2 separate regions of the Mus musculus genome follow, and region 1 is linked to region 2. The links are chromatin loops, found by intact Hi-C in ENCODE. Cell type or tissue: heart. All regions are shown on one strand. Links, peaks and the distances in the headings refer to the core of each region. The heading gives the core; the rest is flanking DNA.

Region 1 (5,373 bases), core at 212-5,211, 170 kb after region 2:
TCAAACCATTCTCAGTAATGAAGTCTTCCATATTCCTACTAGGGTGGCCCATTAAGCCCCATTTAAAGCATTCCACTGCTTTCCAAATCTAAAGCCCCCAATCCACATCCTTCCAGACAAAAGCATAGTCAACCCTATCACAGAAATACCCCACTCCCTGGTACCAAATTCTGTCTTAGTTAGGGTTTTACTGTTGTGAACAGATACCGTGACCATGGCAACTCTTATAAGTACAACATTTAATTGAGGCTGGTTTACAGGTTCAGACATTCAGTCTGTTATCATCAAGGCAGGAACATAGTGGCGTACAAGCAGGCATGGTGCAGGAGGAGCTGAGAGTTCTACATCTTCATCTGAAGGCTGCTAGCAGAATATTGGCTTCAGGAAGCTAGGAAGAGGGACTTACAGCCCATACCCACAATGACATACCTACTCCAACAGGGCCACACCTCCTAATAGCGCTACTCCTATTATCACACTTATTGTCCACCCTTCGGTGGGTTTGCATTCCTTTCTACTTTAAAAGATGCATAAAAGGAGACCGGTGAGAGGGATCAGTGGGTAAAAGACACTTATCAAGCTTGATGCTCTGAGTTTGACTTTTGGGACCCCCAAAATAGAGGCAAGGAACTAAATCCCTTGGTTTGTCTTCTGATCTTAAGCATTGTAGTATGGGTGCCCGTACACATGCACACACAAATAAACAAAATGAAAAAATGCAAAAAAAAAAAAAAAAAACCACAAGTATCAGTCATAGCAAGATGGTAGTGAAGGGATTTTGACCTGCCGTTTCTAAAACCAGCTCTCTTCTCCTAACACCGTCTGCCTCCTGAGCCATTAGATCATTGGCAAGAGATGTGACTCTCTTAGACCTAGCTGTCTGAAGTAGGTTTAATTTTCACTGGCTTAGCCCCATGGACAGAGCATTCAGTCCTGTTACATGAAGAGTGTGTATTACAGCAAGGGAGAGAAGAAGGCCAGGATGTCCTGAGGCTGGTGCCCTAGGCTTGGGAGGGCGCCTGGTGTAGATAGAGCCTCATCTGTGTGTGCCCCACTCCAACCGCAGCTGAAGGACAGGAAAACAGCACTCCCTAAGTTGTATGCTCTAGAGCCACATAGTGCTGGGCTAACACACTGAAAGACAATCCTTCTTCTAGAGGGGACCAGAACAGAGAGTGTGGCCTGTTCTGACTGGTTCTTCCTGGATGCTGTACTCCGAACACCTTACTTTCTTGAGGAAGAACTGCTTTACGACAACTCGACTCCAAAGCCCATGATCGTTCCATTCTGGGGCATAGCTCCTCCAAGCCCCTCACATGTGTCCTGCCTCTCCTGCACACACCATTGCTGCGACCTCTTCCATCTGATGCCAAGGACTGGCCTGACTCAGAGACCACAGCCCACCCTCCCTGCCAAGCCAGTTCCCAGTGGAATTCTTTTCTTCTCTTTCCCCTCCCTCCCTTCCTTTAAAAAAATATTTATTTTATTTCATGTGTTTTGCCTGCATATGTCTGTGCACCATGTGCATGCTGGAGGAAGTCTGGAGTTTCCGACTTACAGATGGTTGTTAGCCACAGTGTGTGGGTGCAGGGTCCTCCGCAAGAGCCGATAGTGCTCTTAACTGCTGAGCCAGCCCCTCCAGCCCTGCTTCCTTTTTTCTGAAACATTGTCTCATGCAGTCAGCCAGACCTGGATTATAGGGCTGTTCTGCCACACATGACTTTTTTTTCTTTTTTTTAAACAAAGTTTTATTTATATTTAAATTTTATTTATTTTTAAATATATGTGTTTGTACGCCTGCGTGCCAGAAGAGGTCATTAGGTCACTTTATAGATGGTTGTGAGCCACCATGTGGTTGCTGGGACAGCCTCAGGTTTTACTTTCTCTCTCTCTCTCTCTCTCTCTCTCTCTCTCGTTTGTTTAAACGTAATTGGGTATTTTGCCTGTATGTATGTATGTATGTATACAGTATTTATGCCACAATTATTGATTTTATTATTGTATCTGTGTGTATTATGTGCACACATGAGTTTGCTAGAAGGTGCACCCATGGAGGCAAAAGGACCACTATGTGGAGCGAGGCTCTCTCCCACTACATATTTGGCATCCAGGGACCATTCTGCTTTGTAGGGCAACTGTCCGTTCCTTGCTGAGCCATCATGTCTTTCCCCCTCTTTTGTTTCTATGAGATAGGCTCTCACACTGTAGCCCAGGCTGGCTTGGAACTCCCACAATCCTCCGGGAGTTCTAGTATTCCAGGTGTGAGCCACCGCCCCTGGCTTCCAACGATTTTCTGTTCCTCTAATACCCAGCCCGTGAGCTTCCTTTCCGCTGACTCCCACGCACACTTCTGTAGGCCCACCAGCTCACAGCCAGTTACCTAGTACCGAATTAACTCTTAACTTGGTTAGTGTCTCCCCTGCCAGTTAGACTGACCTGATTTTAGTAGGCCTGGCTTTCAGATCTGAGCCAGGTACACACCAATCTAAGTAACTGACTGAAAAAAACCCAAACAAACAAAGAAATCTTGTATGAGTCAATAAAGTCGCTCTGACACAGGGAGCCAAGAGGCTGGCGGGGCATTCTGCGTCCTTGGCAAAAGATAGACTGGCTGTGTCCTTGAGAACGAATAGGCTGTGTGTGCAACAGTGTCCACCAGGTGGCGCCGCAGACACGAGGCCGTGGGCTCTCTAGCCACTCCGGGAGAGGCAATACGAGGTCACGCAGCCCCTCTGACTTCCGCCAGGGCTATCCACGCGGCCCAGCCCCGGGTACACCCCTGCTGGGCACGCTGTCGAGGTCTCGCATCCCTCCTTTCTGCCGCCTTGCGCGCCATGGTTCCCTCCGGGGTCCGGACCGGCAGATGGGTGGCAGCGGCCAGGGCGGCCCAGCGGCGCCCCCGTGTGGACAGCTTGGGACAGCCTCCGAGTCCTGAGTCCGCGAGCACGCGTGCGGCGCTTTACGTGCACGTGAGTGAGTAGGGGAGAGCAGAAGGAGGCGGTGGCCGTGGCTGTTCCGTTCATAGCCCACATGCACGCTGTCCGTGCCTAACATTACATCTGGTACAACATCTGCCCGCGTCATTCGCCACCGGAATAAGTGTTTGGCCAAAAACCTCAAGTCTGGTGCTTACTAGCTGGGTGTCCCTCTTGGAACCTGTTTTGTCTCACGAAAGTGGGCATAGTAATCTCATCGCCATCTGCCCACGGGACGCAGAGTGGCTTAGTTGTCGCAACCACCGCTGACCAACCTCAGAATGGGAACGGGGATGTGTGAGATAAACCCTGGAAGTGGCCTGGGCAGCCCAGAGCCCCGCCTTAGCTCACACACGCATCCCCTGTCCCCAGTGGCCTTATTGCGAGAAACGCTGCAGCTACTGCAACTTCAATAAGTACATCCCCCGCGGCGTGGAGGAGGGGACCGTGCGGAATTGCCTGGTGACTGAGGCAAGGACGCTGCTGCGGCTCAGCGGGGTGCAGAGGTCAGTACTGGGGACATTAGACAAGGTCTTGGGCGGAGAGGACACTACAGGAGGATGTTCCCCAAGGGTTTTCCCCGGGGTTTTATGTCTCCATCCTCTTCCTCCAGAGTAGAGTCTGTGTTCTTTGGTGGAGGAACCCCGAGTCTGGCCAGTCCCCACACTGTGGCTGCTGTCCTGGAGGCTGTGGCTCAGGAAGTCTACCTGCCTGCCGATTCGGAAGTCACCTTGGAGGCTAACCCCACTTCAGCCCCAGGTCCTAGGCTGGCAGCTTTTGGAGCAGCAGGAGTGAACAGGTTGTCCATTGGTTTACAGGTGACCTACCTCACTCACCCTACCCCAGTGCTCCCAGATCCTAGGATGGTGTTTAGTCATTGAGAAAACATTTCTGGGCACCAGGGTCTAGTACACAGTAGATTGTGTAGTGACACTTTTCTTACTGTTTGTCTCTTGACATATTGGCCCATACACTTCCTGAGGCAGGCTTTGGCATCATCATCATCAACATCATTATTGTTATTATTATTATTATTAATGTCTTCGTTATTTTGAGACAGGGTACCCTATAGCTCAGGCTAGCCTCAAATTTTATATGTAGCCAAGGGTTGACCTTGAGCTCCTGACTCTTCTGTCTCCATCTTAATACTAGGACTACAGACATGTGCCACCATGCCCAGTTTGTATAATAATAAAAATCAAACCCCAAGGCATGTAGGCAAGCATTCCACAAAGAGCTATATCACTAGCTGCCATTATTTTATTATTATTATTATCATTATGACTTTGAGACAGGAGCTCACACTGTAGCCCAGGTTAGCCTCAAACTCCCAGCAGTCTTCCTGCCTCAGCCTTCCAACTCCTGGAATTACAGGCCACAAGGCCCAGCTGGCTTAACCCTTTATAGTCTAGGCGTTTCATGTAGTACCTGCCACATGGTAGGTGCTGCACAGGTGTGGGTAAGGGATGGTGCAGTGGTTAGAGCACTTACTGGGCAAGTGTAAACCAGCCCTTGGATCCTCACCCACCCACACAAACGCTGGCTGGGTATGGCAGCCTGCCTGCAATCCCAGCACTTGAGGGCACAGATGAAGGAATCCGCCCTTCGCCTTGCTTAATGCTGGCTAGCCAGACTTAACCGTATCAACTGTGGTTTCGACTCAGTGAGTAAGGTAGCAAAAAATGAAGGAAGATGGGCTGGAGACACGGCTCAGAGGTTAAGAGTGTTGTTGGCTGCTCTTCCAGAGGACCTGGGTTCAATTCCCAGCACCCACATTGTGATTCATAAGCACCTGTAATGAGATCTGGTGCAGGCACGAATGCAGGCAGAATCCTGTATAATAAATAAATAAATCTATAAAAAGGTAAAGAAGACCCCCATTGTCAACCCTGAGCTTCCACAAACACACACACACACACACACACACACACACACACACACTCACCCCTGCCCTCACACACATGTGAACACATATATACATAGGCACACTTCACATATATAGACATGAAAGAAAGGAAGGGAAAAAAAAATACAGGATGCGGCTTGTTCTGTGATTGGAGACCTGGAACAGGCTGGCAGCCGGACCATGGCACAGTAACTGCTACCTCTAGAGGAACCTCCGAAGGCTTATTAGAGTACTGAGGGGAGCCCAGCCTGATGAAATCCTGGAAGCCTTCCTGGAGGAAATGATGTGTGAGTGAGACAGAGCAGGTGTTGACCAGGTTGGAGGGGTGTGGGAGGAAAGGGCACAGGATGTGGAAGAACTTTGCATGTTTGGAGGAGAAGCTGTGTCATTCCTGTGACTGGAGAGGCTGGAGACAGGCCGCCAAACAGGACCGAAAGCCTTCCGCTCCTGTGGGAGTTTGGGGTTTCTCCCATTGGAGAGCCTCTGAAGGTG
Region 2 (5,373 bases), core at 188-5,187:
GTTGGCACAGGCTGTGTTGTCACAAACTAGAGTACTCTGGAAAGAGGGAACTTCAACTGTGGAATGGCTTCTATCCACTGGCCTGTGGGCGCGTCTGCGGGCATGTTCCAGATTGTTGGTTGGTGTTTCAGTTTGTTGCTATGAGTCCTAATGCTAAGTACTGGCGCCCTGGTTGCCCCTAGAGACCAGGAGATTCTAAGTAACTGTGTCCCCCAGGGGAAGTAGCCATAATAGCATAGAGGGTAGATATCTGCTTAGCTCCAGTGCTGATTGAGGCTTATTTTATATGTATGTGTGTGTATATATACATACACACACACACCCCACACACATACACACCCACACACACATATATGCATGCATTAACTAGAAGTGTAATATGAAAGAAATAAGAAAGTATATGGTATACAGTACAGGCCTATAATTCCAGTACTCTGGAGGCTGGGGCAGGAGGATCAAGAGTTTGAGGCTAGCCTGGACTACATAGTGACTCTGTGTCAAAAAAAAAAAAAAAAAAAAAAAGCACTATTTTGAGTAGGGAACTGTGCACATACCTTAGTCCCAGTGCTTGGGAGGGTGACTCAAGAGGGTTCCAAGTTTGAGCCCAGCCTCTGCTACATTGTAAGCCCTTGTCTCAAAGATTCTTAAGTTATTTGAACATGATTTGAACATACTTGCCACATTCCGAGGTGTGGTCCAGTCACCTGCAGCAATGCTCTTAGCGGAAACTTCCCAGGAGTGGGAGCGTGCTGCGGCTTCTCCGCTGGCTTCTGGCCTTGCCCTGCTCAGTTCTGTTTGCAGACCGTTAGTTCCTTTGCTTCAACCTCAGGAAGCCGCTTTTTCTTCTGCAGCCTCCTGACCTCTCCCAGCCTTCACGGAACCGAAGAGAGCTATGGCTTTGATCTGGATTAGGCTTGAACACCAAGGGAATGTTCTGGCAGGTTTTATCTCCCACCCAGACCACTAAAGCTTTCACTCATCAGCAAGAAGCCTGTCCTACTTTCTTATCGTCGCCATGTTGACTGGAAATACATTCTTAATTTCCTTCCAAACTCTTCCTTTGTACCCATAACTAGGCTGTTTGCATAAGAGGCCTGGCTTTCGGGATATCTGAACCGTCAGTATGCTTCCCCCCACCCCCACCCCCACCCCCACCCCCACCCCCGCTAAGCCTAATCATTCCTAGCTTTTTATTTGAAGTGACAGACGTGTGGCTTTTCCTTTCCCTGGAGCATTTGGAGGCCACCGTAGGGTTATTAACCGACCTCATTTCAACTTTGTTGTGTCTGGCATGGGGGAGGCTTGAGGGGAGTCTCCGGGGAGAAGAAGGGAGAGGCAACCGGTAGGTGGAGCCATCAGAACACACAGCAATTATCTATTAACTCTTCAGCCCCAATGTGGGCGCAGTCCGTAGCACTCCAAAGCAACTACAGTAGCTTCAAAGGTCACTGATTGCAGGTCATGATAAATATAGCAATAATGGAAAACTCTGAAACTCCGTGACAGTCACCAGGACCAGAAGAGAGCACCTGGGGTCGGAAAGACATCGGCAGACACCCAGGCAGGATGCTGTAAACCCTCTAACTGTGTGTGTGTGGGGGGGGGGGGGGCTGTCAAAACAAGACATCACCACAGTATTTGAAGAGTACAATAAGATGAGCTATGTCAGTCCCACTGTTCTCTGCGCCCCCTTGCTTGCCTATGGGTATTGTATTTGTTTGCTTGTTTGTTTGTTTAGATACAAACCAGCTTAATTTAAGCTGGCCTCAAATTGCTATGTAACGAAGGATGGCTCTGAACTCCTGCTCCTCCTGCCTCTGCCCTGAGTGCTGGGATTTGGGGCATGTGCCACCATGCCAAGTTTTTGCAGTGCTGGAGATTAAGCCCTGGGCTTTGAACATTGCAATGAACCAATGGAGGTTCTCCTTGGCCCGGGATGTATGTTTATTGACAAAGGTCCTACTTCCTCTCACTTCCTCCTACTTCCCTCTACCTGGAAAAAGGGAACTGTTAATCAGGGATAACTCTAGACCCTTCCCAGCTCAGAGGACTCTAACTCTCCTTCTCTACCATCTCCTTGCCTTCTCATGATTTTTGACCCCTTGAGACTCCTCTCTCTCTCTCTCTCTCTCTCTCTCTCTCTCTCTCTCTCTCTCTCTCATATCTCTCTTTTGTTTGCTCAATGGTGGGACTGGAATGGGCTGTCCCCAAACTCCTTTTAACAGGATTCCTCCCAACTCCTAGGAATTCTGCCATCTCCCTGGGGTTGCTGCCTCAACCCAGACCATCTCTCATTTTATGGGACAGAAAAAAAAAATGGTTTTTTTGTTTGTAAAATAGCTGTTTGGGTAGGGGGGTGCCACCTCCAATGTCTTAGATTCCTGTATACGCAAACAGAAACCCCAAGCCGTACAATGTAAATTTGCTCCATCTGAAGCCACCCACTGACTTGTAACTAAGGGATTTTCCCACTTAAATCAATCAAATATATTCTTTGTCTTGTCTCCACAAATCCCTTCTAAAACCTTCCTCAGCCCGCCCACTCCAGGGAGCCTGAACACTTTCTGCCTGGTGTTGCCTGATTCATGGGCACTGAATGCGCAAGTAAACTCATTGAATTTCAAATATGTCTAAGTTTACCATGGGATGAAACCTGCCTAGAGACATCCTTACCCACTCCTGCTGGGCGGTCAGGTCCCTCCCCTTCCCTTAGTCAGGTGTTATTTCTGATAAAACCTCCCATGACAAACTATCCCTGCATCTGCTAGCCAAAGAAGTCAACCCCAGAGATGAACCCAGGTCCTTCACCCAGATCCTTCACCTCTTCTTCTCCCATATGATCCCAGTCAAGAACAGAGACAGAGGGCTGGAGAGATGGCTCAGTCGTTAAGAGCACTGACTGTTCTTCCAGAGGTCCTGAGTTCAAATCCCAGCAACCACATGGTGGCTCACAACCATCTGTAATGGGGATCTGATGCCCTTGGTGTGTCTGAAGATAGTGACAGTGTACTCACATACATAAAAATAAGTAAGTTTAAAAAAATTTTAAAAAGAAAGAAAGAAAGAAAGAAAGAAAGAAAGGAAGGAAGGAAGAAAGGAAGGAAGGAAGAAAGAAAGAACAAACAGAGACAGAGGAAGAAAAGTAAGAAGGCTCTATAGTGATACTCACAGTGTCTATGCTCTGGTGACTTGGCACACGTTTGAAGTTCGTCTTGTCCCTTGGCAGAAACATTTTGTCTCAGGACCATCCACACAGACTTCTGAAAAGATTAAGCTTGTCGCATTGCCTCCTGCCGCTCCACCTTGCACAGCTCATAGTGTCACGGAGAGGAAAGGTCAGGAAAAGGTGGGAAGATTGGCTTAGAGCAGGCTGTGGGAGGGAACAGAGAGTTGGCTTGCTCAAGGCTCTGTAAGGATCATAATGCAACCACCAAAACTGATGTGAGAGGTCTCCGGTTTCACCCTCAGTAATAGAGAGAGGTGGGTGGGGGAGAGAGAGAGAGAGAGAGAGAGAGAGAGAGAGAGAGAGAAGGGAGGGAGAAGAGAAGAGAAGAGAAGAGAAGAGAAGAGAAGAGAAGAGAAGAGAAGAGAAGGGAAGAATGGTAGATCCTTCTACCAGAGAGAGACTGCAGCCTAGGGGAGCCTGCCTTAAACTTGAAAGGACCAGAATTGAGGAGAAATAGTGAGACTATTTCCCTGCAGACAATGGTAGTGGCCAGGAGTTCAAGGTCACACCTGAACTGTCACAGGGTAAGCAGCACTCTTTACATGTACACATTCAAACAAAAAGCTCGCCTAGTAGGACATGTGTCTAGCAATGTCTTAGTCACTGTTCTATTGTTGTGGAGAGACCCCACGATCAAGGTGAATTGCATTAAACTGGGGCCTTGCTTGCAGTTTTAGAGGATCAGTCCATGACCATTGTGGCTGGAAGGCACACAGGTGTGATGCTGGAGCAATAGCTAAGATTGTTTCATCCTGATCTGCAGGCAGCAGGCAGACTGGGCGTGGCATGGGGTTTTGAAACCTTAAAGCCCACACTCCCAGTAACACATCTCTTTCAACAAGGCCACACACCTATTCCACCAAGGCCACACCTCCTAATCCTTCCCAAATAGTTCCACTAACTGGGGACCAAGCATTCGAATATATAGCAGTAAATGGAAGCCATTATTCAAATTACCACAATGGGGAGCGGGTAGGTACTGTAAAGTACACAGATAAAATAGAATAATTGCAAATCTGAGAGGTCTAGGTAGACTGTGGAAGTTACAATGACGTGAACTGAGGCACATAATGAATTCAGATTGCACATCTGAATGGAGAAAATGGGGCATGGAAGGAAGTGGGGGTAGGATGGTGTGATCTGGAGTCATCCAAGGGTACCCAGCCTGCTCCAGAGACGCATAGCCCCGGAGGGAGGGGGACTCATCCCAGGGACCTCTGAAGTTGCTTCACATCTTCAGGGGAAGGTAAAGCAGGTCAGGAGGTGGAAAGATACACGCGTCATCTTCATTTCCCAGAACGGGGCTGAGAGGTTGAGGCCACCAAGCCTGTCAGACAAAGCTCACGACACCTTTGATTTCAGAATGAACTCAAAACCAAAGACCCAAATTGAGCCCCGACTTTGTATCCAGCAGGGCGTGAATCATCCGACAGATGGTGGGGGTGCGTTTAGAGAGCCTCAGAGGGAGCAAGAGCGGCCCCTCAGATGGCCCTGTGGTGCCAAGCTGTTCTCGACCCAGAGCAGGCTAAGCATGGGGGGAGTTTGTGGGTTCTGCTCTTTCTGGCTTCAGGGAGCAGCTGCAACTTTGCAAATTCAAGTAATTGAGAGAGAGAGAGAGAGAGAGAGAGAGAGAGAGAGAGAGAGAGAGAGAGAAGAATCCAGATGTTAGTATTTAGCGCAGCCTGGGTCACATGTAGACTCTGAAGCAGGAGTGGGGACTGGGGGCTGAGCAGAAACTGACAGCGCCCCCAGGAAGGCTAGAAGTGGATGAATTTGCTCCAAGGGACAGGGGACTGCTGCCAACAAACAGCACAGGAAACCTGAGGTTATCCCAGCCTCAAGAGTCCCTGCAGGCTGTTAACGGAATGCAGGGAAGGAAGAATTCTCTCTCTTATTTGTAACTGCATAGACATTGAGTATTCCAGCGCCCATTGCCTTGTATGCTGCATTTTGTCACCTGCAATCAAATGCATCCTAAGTGTTTTCTGAGGAGCATAAGAGTGGAGCAGGGTTGTTTTGCCTTTAATCTTAGCATCCACCCCACGTGTTTCACCATAGTGTTTTGGTAGAACTTTAACATATTCTAAAAGGCGGTGCTTTTATTCTATTCTGTTTGATTGTGGTCAAAATTCTGCCTCTTCATTCTA

The links. Hi-C counts contacts between places; a loop is a spot of excess contacts. Peaks named below come from ENCODE experiments on the same cell type or tissue, not always from the same donor. Only the 100,000 strongest peaks of a DNase experiment are listed, where the experiment ranks them.
Region 1: a loop joins it to region 2, with 17 times the contacts of the local background. A loop is called at or near these places in 5 of 42 quality-filtered maps.

What each region holds. Positions count from the first base shown.
Region 1 is chr11:94,546,579-94,551,951 of GRCm38, reverse strand. It overlaps Rsad1 (radical S-adenosyl methionine domain containing 1), which reads left to right and starts at 2,745. Exons shown (of 9, transcript NM_001013381.2): 1 at 2,745-2,969; 2 at 3,348-3,481; 3 at 3,589-3,793. The coding sequence starts at 2,835. In heart, for the core only: no CTCF peak of the experiment used is centred there; DNase peaks (open chromatin) are centred at 2,761, 3,331 and 4,461; H3K4me3 peaks cover 1,637 bases; H3K27ac peaks cover 1,780 bases.
Region 2 is chr11:94,713,005-94,718,377 of GRCm38, reverse strand. It overlaps Gm51874 (a long non-coding RNA gene), which reads right to left and starts at 1,117. Exons shown (of 2, transcript XR_003949593.1): 1 at 675-1,117. In heart, for the core only: a CTCF peak has its summit at 1,361 (motif pointing right); a DNase peak (open chromatin) is centred at 1,337; H3K4me3 peaks cover 505 bases; H3K27ac peaks cover 695 bases; H3K27me3 peaks cover 1,640 bases.